Regions from separate parts of the Homo sapiens genome. Here region 1 is linked to region 2. Evidence: read pairs that join two places in POLR2A ChIA-PET (ENCODE). Cell type or tissue: endothelial cell of umbilical vein. All regions are shown on one strand. Each heading gives the region's core, and the rest is flanking DNA. Links, peaks and the distances in the headings are about the cores only.

Region 1 (4,401 bases), core at 173-4,172, 310 kb after region 2:
TTACATTTTCTTTAAAAATTCTTGTATTCATCCAAAGAAAGTCCAGCAAGCTTGAATATATGTCTTCCGTTGGTAGGGGAAGCAAATGATTCGCAATCCCTTAAAATTTAAGAGAAAACAAAGTTGTATGAATTCACAAGCTTCTAACTGGTTAATAGTTTTTGTTTAAAACTGCTGAACTAAAGTGCTAACAATAACATGATTCTCTAGAGTCTAAGAAGAAAATGGGGATCCAAACCAAATTATTTAAATAATAAAATGATAAAGTTGAATTCACTGAAGTTTTAGGGCTGAAAGGCACCTTAAAGATCAGTACGACACCCTCATTTTATAAATGTAGTAATGGATCCAAGAAGGTTTAGATACTACTGCAAGGTTGTCATTCACTTAACATACACAGTAACACAATCTGTACTAAACTCTATATCCAACTGCCTAAAATACATTTCTTGCAAGTACCTTAAATTCAATATGCCCAAAACTGACATATTTCCCCCATTCTTCAAACCTTTTTTCTCTCTGCCTTGAGGTGACACCACTGCCTATCCAGTGGGCTAAGCCAGAAACCAGGTCATTAGAGAAAAAAAAAATTTATTTTTAGTAGAAACAGAGTCTTGCTATGTTGCCCAAGCTGGTCTCAAACTCCTGAGCTCAAGTGATCCACCCTCCTCGGCCTCCCAAAGTGCTGGGATTACAGGCATGAGCCACTGCACCTGGCCTTCATCTTTATTTTCTCATTTCCCCTTACTTTTCACTATTGGTTCTCAATTTCCTACAGTTCTGTTTCTTAAGTATCCCTCAAGTCTGTCCATGTTCTTCTATCCCCACTGTAACTATCTTAGTAGAAGTCTTCTCACTATTGACATTAGAAGGTAGGCATTGAATGAATCACTTGGATGCCATTATTTTTAATAAGAGATAGTCTGTATTTTAAATGTGATTAAGAAGGTGAAAATACTTCATACTGTAACTAAAAAGTGATCTTCAGATTGAGATATTCCCAGATCTAGACAAAATCTAAAAATGGTTTACAGTGGGATTGCAGAATCAGATGATGGTGACTTGAAAGAACACCGCAGGACCTAGGACCAACTAGAAAATTAAGACTAAGTTGAACTATGGAGTACAAACTTATAGAAATGGTAAACTTTAAACTTCATTTTCACTTTTCCTCAAACCCATTATTTTTTCTAAGTAATTTTAAACGTATTATCTTATTTGTTGTCGTGGGTTTTTGTCTTAGAGCGTAGGTGAATGAAGAGTCCCTTACTGGAAACCATTGGAATCTTGTCGCTGGTAGCATTTTAAGTAAGTCAGTAGCTCTGTAATCATGTGAGCCTGTATTCAAAAGATTTTCTTTGCCTTTTCCAACTCACTTTTTGCCAAAGCAAGATCAGAAATAGCCTACCTAGTGTAGATTTCTTTCATAGGAAAAAGAAATCTCCAGGTAAGCTTGACTACCTAAAGGATGTGGAGGAGGTATGGTTGTTTTTTTTTTTTTCTTTTTGAGACGGAGTTTCGCTCTTGTTGCCAGGCTGGAGTGCAGTGGCGCAATCTCGGCTCACCGCAACCTCCGCCTCCCGGGTTCAAGCGATTCTCCTGCCTCAGCCTCCCAAGTAGCTGGGATTACAGGTATGAGCCACCAAGCCCGGCTAATTTTTGTATTTTTAGGAGAGATGGGGTTTCTCCGTGTTGGTCAGGCTGGTCTCGATCTCCTGACCTCAGGTGCTCTGCCCGCCTCGGCCTCCCAAAGAGGTTTCATATACAGTAGTCAGGGAAGGCTATGCACATAAGTGGGGAAGGAACCACGCAGGTTAGAGGAGAATGAATGCAAAGGCTCTTAATAGAAGGGAACTTGGCTTCTTAATGAAGAGCAAGAAGCTAGTAGGGCTGGAAGGGCTGGGTGAGGCTGCTCTTGGATGGAGGTAAGACCACAAGTGCCAGATCTTCTGGGAATCTGGAAGTCGTGGTAAAGAGTTCAGCTTTTATTCTGAGGGTAATAGGAATTCACTGGAAGGTTTTCAAGTGGGAAATTTTGCAATCTGTTATTTGGCCTTTCAAAAGGAAAGAAAACCCAATACTGGTTTCAGATTTTTTTTTTTTTTTTTTTTTTGAGACGGAGTCTCACTCTGTAGCCCAGGCTGGAGTGCAGTGGCATGATCTCGGCTCACTGCAAGCTCTGCCTCTTGGGTTCAAGTCATCCTCCTGCCTCAGCCTCCCGAGTAGCTGGGACTACAGGCACCCGCCACCACGCCTGGCTAATTTTTTGTATTTTTAGTAGAGACGGGGTTTCACCGTGTTAGCCAGGATGGTCTCGATTTCCTGATCTCGTGATCCTCCCGCCTCGGCCTCCCAAAGTGCTGGGATTACAGGCTGGTTTCAGATCTTGTTGGGGTGGTATTGTATTACCTGAGGCTTTGTCCTAAGCATTCTGCTGAAATGCTCTCTACAGGGCCCCTGACTGCCTCCACATGTCTAAATGTGATGGATGTTTTTTAGACCTCACCTCACTGAGCAACTTTTGGCACATTCTTCCTTGATGCTACACTATCCTTGTTTCCTCAAATTTCACTTGTCACTTCTCTAAGCACTACAAGCTGGAATTCTTCAGGGTGCAGCAATAAACTCTCTCTAGCAATACTCCCTGCTTAGAGAGTTAAATGCCCTATTTCTGTTTGTGGTATCCACATTTAGATCTTCTACTTGACATACCTACTGGGGGTCTCACTGGCATTTCAGTTTTAATGAGGCCAAAACAGAACTGATTTTCCCCTCCAAACCTGCTCCACCTCCAGGATGCTTTATTTTAAGAAATGATCATAATTCACCCAGTTGTTCAGAGATTTCATCTTTTTGCTTCATGCTTTAAATACAGACCAACGAGAGATTCAACTTAAAAATAAATTTCAATCCTGAATAGTCCTCACCATGGGCACCACTGCCATCTCAGTCCAAGGTTGAATGATCTCTTGCCTATACTTCTATAACAGCTTTCCTACTTCTACTCACTCACCTCAGGGTCTTTTATTTTTAGAAAGATTCATTACTTTATGTTCACTGAATATTCATCTTTTCCATTATCATAGTTTTAGGATTAATTGTTGTTTTTTCTTAATTGGACAATTATTTTCCTTATTCTCCTCCTTTCCTTCCTACTTGTATTTTGTGTACAAGTAATGAGGAAAGAGAATTTAACATTTATTGTATGCCTGTTAGGTACCAGACAATGTGTTGAACACATTCACATATATTACTTAATTACTCAATACTTTTGTAATGTAGGCATGGTTACTTCCATTTCACACATGAAACAAGGCATATAAAAATTGAGAAACTTAGCTATGTTCTTAAGTGTGAGAGCTAAAATTCAAACCCTGGTCTATCTGCTTCCCATTCTTTCCTGGCTTCCATTCTACTCCTGTGGGGTTCATCTCCATTGTCCCCTTCTTAAATCCCTGGTCTGTCTTCTTTTATTTCTATTTATTATTTTTGCTCAACCTGCATTGTCTCTTTTTTCCCTTCAAATTTCTGTCTTTGTATTTTCTCTTATTCTGCATTTTCTGGTATACTCACTGACCTATCTTACCCATAAATAACACTCAAGTATACTAAATCTTTGAAGGACTGACTGTGTGGTTACTTTCATGACGCCCATCAATATCAAAGCCACTTAAAAATGTTAAGTCTATGCTTAGAAATTTTTAGAAAGAAAATGACTAACTAGAAGGTCAGTGTGAGCCTCTGTAGCCTGTTTCTGCAATGCCTTATATTCTAACAAAGAGGCCTTTATTTGCTTCCTTGTAATGGGGCAGCATTAAGTCCATTGTGCTTAGCAAATGCTGGCACTTACCCATTACTCCCTGTAGTTTGATCGGCAGTTGATTAAAGTCATCTCCACTTCTGACGACATAGGTTTAACCTGTGTGCATCTTATTAGAAACTATTTCCTCTTAAGTATTTAAAACCCATTATTTTCAATATGAATACTTTTCTTAGTCTTTTAATTTTCTCCACTTAATTTTTAGTAAAAGCAAACTTAATAATGCGTGATGTTTTAACCAGGAATAAATTACTATCTATTTTATTTCTTTTCTTTTCTTTTTTTTTCTTTTTTTCTTTTTGAAATGGAATCTTGCTCTGTCGCCCAGGCTGGAGTGCAGTGGCGCGATCTCGGCTCATTGCAAGCTCCACCTCCCGGGTTCACGCCATTCTCCTGCCTCAGCCTCCGGAGTAGCTGGGACTACAGGCCCCTGCCACCGCGCCCGGCTAACTTTTGTATTTTTAGTAGAGACAGGGTTTCACCATGTTAGCCAGGATGGTCTCGATCTCCTGACTTCATGATCCATCCGCCTCGGCCTCCCGAAGTGCTGGGATTACAGGCGTGAGCCATCGCGTCCAACC
Region 2 (4,401 bases), core at 180-4,179:
AATAAAACTGTGCAGCCAGAACAACTAATTGGAAACAATTTATATTTGATAGGTTTAATATTCTCTTTTCTGATTTTTGACATTCTTGCCATAACTTATATCCTAGTTTCTAGTCCCCCAAAGTTTCTCTTCTATTTCAAAATTTTCCTTAAACTTTGGCTGACACACCCTTTACATCCTGGCCCCTTCTTCCCCTCTTCTCTATAGCATTGTCTTCTTTTCTGCTAGTTATTCTCTGCTCTTTGCTAAGTAAAACCTGCAATCCTATCTACGTTTCCTTGTCTTTTTCTCACAGAATGTCTCCAATATTCTTTTTAAGACAAAATCAAAATCATCTACATCCACACAGCTTACTGACTATATTAACATGACTTTACTACTTCAAAGTGGTCATAAACGTAATTTTACTATTCCAGGAAATTTGCTCATAAAAATAAAAGTTAAAAATGAATTTATTTTTTATTCCAGCAACTTCCTGAAATACCAATCAATTTTCAATAGAAAGCATTAAATGATAATGTATACCCCAAGACTCTTTGAACCCCTCGTCAGAATTCTCACCTCATTGTGTCCATTAACCCTAACCTGTTGTATCATAATCCATATCCAACTCTAACCAAGCCCTGCGTTGAAAGACCCACTTTCATCTAGATGAGTCTCTAAGTCTCTAAAATTTCAATAAATTTCCTGACTTTGCCTTCCCTCTTTTGAGGCTCTGTTAAGACTATGTCTACATTATGGTCTCTCTTACCATGGTAAGAACAAACTCAGCTTTGTGCCATTATAGGTAGTTTGGTGATGTTTGGGGAAGCCAGCATTCACCACAAAGCTCAGGAGAAGAATAAGATAACAAGCCATAATTTTCCTCTGTGATTGAATGTTTATACATGTGTTTTAGGTGGAGTGGGAGGCAGGGAAATGTGTTGTAGGGTGGTAGGAAAGAGAAAGAAATATACAGACATATGCCACTTTAAAATTTTAGCAGATTTCTATAACTAATGTCTCATTAGACCCTTAAAACAATGCTATGTAGCACACAGGACATATATTAGGGTCCTCATTTTAAAGACGGAGACTCTAGACTCATGGGGTGACGTGAGATTAAGATTTGGGACACATAACATGAAACAGCTAGAGGAAATTGCTAAAGCAGGAGTCAGCAAACTGCAACCTGCAGGCCAAATCCGGCCCTGAGGCCTGTTTATGTAAATAAAAGTATATTGAATACAGCCATTTTCTCATTTGTTTGCGTAATTGTCTATAGTTGCTTTGCTGCTATAATAGTATTGTTAAGTAGTTCTGACAGAGACCATATGGTGCACAAAGTCTAAAATATTTTCTGGATGGCCCTTTATAAAACAGGTTTGCCAATCCCTGTTCTAATGCAACACAACATAAAGTTAACTTCCCCCAAAATGTAATAAAATTATTAAACTCTAAAGGCCTTGAAGATGTGAGTTGGATAGTTCTTCATCAGGCAAAGGGATATACAATAATATGAAGTGATAAATTACCAGGTTCTAAAGGGTTTCTAAATAATAGGAAAGAGTTCTCCTGGGAAGTTCTCAACCCAGACACAGATAGCAATGATACTGTGAACTGAAATAGTGTAGGTAAAGGCCTATCATTCACCCAGCACTGTAGGCATCTAGGCAGCAGCAAATAGGAAGAGAAATCGCTATAATAACAAAAATATTGTTGATAAAACTTGAACTTTAAAGACAATGAGAAGAGAAAAGATCAAGAGAATGCTGTACAATTGCTGACTCAACAGTAGCTAAGAAAGGAAACAAAGCTGACACAGGCAGGCATGAATTGTTAGGAAATCAATAGCTTAATGAGTAATCGAGTCAGCTTTCCTAGAACACCCAGAATGAGTTATGTCTGCGTTTTTGCTTTTCTTTTGCAACCTAAACTTCAGGCCTCTGACTGGTCTCTCTGCTTCCAGGCTTGCTCCCCTATATTCTACTCCCCAGAAAAAATTATCCTTTTACAACAGAAATTAGGTCATGTTAATACTTTGCTCAAAACCCTCCAGTGACTTCACATTTCACCAGAGGTTGATCATTCTTGAAGCTAATAAATCTGCAGATTGAGGGCCCCTCATTGCACAGGGCTCTTCCAAGGCCCTGGAAGGGGCTCTGGCAATGTGCTCATGTGGTCATTTTTTTTTAAAATTTGCAAATATGAGATATTTTTACCAAAGCTCTTTATTGCTTATTTCCCTCTGTCACATTTCTCTTTAAGTCAAGTGGTGTGAGAATAGACAGACACTTTAGGGCCCAGGGAAGGAGAAGTTGAATTGGAGAAGCATTTAGTTTGGGTTAGTAGGATGTATTATTGTGGTTCACAGTTACTTCAGTGTAAAAATTTTCCTGGTGTTGGAATGGCTTCCAGGAATACTTCTGCCATTCTCTGTACCAATCTATGTTGTGACATTAAAGTTCACAGCCTGAGATTATAAAATAAGAACTTGTCTTCATCATACCAGAAATATGTGGCTAGTAGAGGAGAAAAGGGGGTTGAAATATATGCAGCCAGAAGCGAGTACACAGAAAATTCTTACAAATCTTATGGTCATATAAAGAAAGAAAGTTGAGAAAAGTTTTCTCAAATTGACGACAATTCTAAAAAACATACATAGCATTAGCAGTAATGAGTTATAAAATTAAAGAAGGTTTTTTCCATGAAATCAACAATAAAAAGATAAATTTTGTCCCAACAAGCTAAAGACTGAATTATCTTCAGTTCTTCCTATAGAAAATGATGTTAGAAAATAATATGAATAATCAGTTATTTCAGTGTAAACTAATGAAGAGGGAAAAAGTAATGCAACTAACTTTGTTTATACCTTTAAAGAAAAAAAAGGAGAAAAAAGTAATACAGAGAGGTGTCACAGTTAGTAAAATTATTACGGTTTGGGTTTTTTTTTTGGATTTTGTGGTATGTGTAGTATCTTTTAAAACTGATATTATTATGATTTTTTTCATTCCAAATAAGTATTAGGTTCGTAGCTAATTTTGTATTCTTTTACTTATAGAAAGCCTCAGGATTATAAGCTTCAAACCCTACAAATCCTGGATCCACCCTTGATTCTCAGAGTTAAATACAAAGCCTTTAAAATTGGCCTGTCAAGCCCCCATGATGACGGCTTGCTACTCTCTGACCCATCTCCAACATCCCACCCTTACTCACTCCATGCAAGCCACTGTAGCCACTTGCTGATCCTAGATCATACCCAGTACCTTCCTGCCACAGGACTTTTGCACTGGCTGTTTCCTCTGTATAATACGCTTTCCCCAGATATCACCATGACTTTTCTCTAACTTTCTTCAGGTCTCTGCTAACATATTACCATAACAGAGCAGCATTCCCTGATTACCTATAAAAAATAACACTGTCATCCAGCTCCTGCCACTTTCTATCACCTTACATTGTCTTATGTTCCTTAACAATTAACATCATGTAATACTTTAGTTATTTATTACCAACTTTCCCAAGTAGAATGTAAGCTTTGAAAGGAAGGAGACTCATGTTCGCTGCTGTGTCCCCATCCCCAGGGCCTAGAACAGTTCCTGGCTCATAGTTAGAACTTTAAATTCGTTACTGAGTGAATGACTAAATGAACAAAAGAATGAATGAGTGCATGGAATTATTAACACCAGAATTTAAAGGGATTAATAGTAAATACAAGACCAGATTGTGACCATACTTTATTTCATTTGCAATTTGCTGTATATAATACATAGTTTGATAAACTACATCTAACTCATTTGAGAGAAGCGTTTTAGTTCTTTTCAACTAGAACTTACAGTTGCAAATAAAGAGGCCAAAGGAAGAACCTTTTCAAGTACTCCCGAGGGCAAATAATTAAACTGTTTGGGCACATCATTATGTCTCTTTCTGAGAGGGTAAAACAGGTAAGCAAATTTTTATCAACGAGCACCTGACTGAGGCCCATTCCTATTGGCTGATAACATTCCTTTTATAATATCTTAATCTTGAAGTACCAATTGCCTTTTTAAAATATTCTTAAAATTGTGACTTACCTCTTATATAACTAAGCACAGAAATTCACATCCTACAAGTTGGAAGGAGCATCAGAGATCACTGGGCCCGATGGTTCCCAAACCAGTTGTGTATTAGGAGGACCTGAGGAATTAAAAAATATATAGATTTCCTGGCCCTGGAGCTGCTATAGCAGAATCTAATGGTGGAGCCTACAGAGCTATATTTTTTAGCAGGCTCTCCTCATAATTTTTTGCAGCCTTCCTGACTCACCAGTATTTGAGAACTACTGATCTTGTTTTCTCTTCTTACTTACTGTGTTTCCCAAATGGTGAAACTAGTATGTACACATAACCCTTGACTAGGAAATAGAAAAAAAGAATCCATTATCGT

The links. Peaks named below come from ENCODE experiments on the same cell type or tissue, not always from the same donor. Only the 100,000 strongest peaks of a DNase experiment are listed, where the experiment ranks them.
Region 1: POLR2A ChIA-PET joins it to region 2 with 5 read pairs; 2 of 35 experiments call an interaction of 5 or more read pairs at or near these places.

Annotation. Positions count from the first base shown.
Region 1 is chr15:38,358,757-38,363,157 of GRCh38, forward strand. No RefSeq gene overlaps it. Among named protein-coding and RNA genes, the nearest start is that of FAM98B, 93 kb to the right of the region's middle. In endothelial cell of umbilical vein, for the core only: no CTCF peak of the experiment used is centred there; no DNase peak of the experiment used is centred there.
Region 2 is chr15:38,048,885-38,053,285 of GRCh38, forward strand. The region is part of intron 2 of LINC02345 (long intergenic non-protein coding RNA 2345); the gene reads left to right. Among named protein-coding and RNA genes, the nearest start is that of LINC02345, 11 kb to the left of the region's middle. In endothelial cell of umbilical vein, for the core only: no CTCF peak of the experiment used is centred there; a DNase peak (open chromatin) is centred at 1,787; H3K27ac peaks cover 449 bases.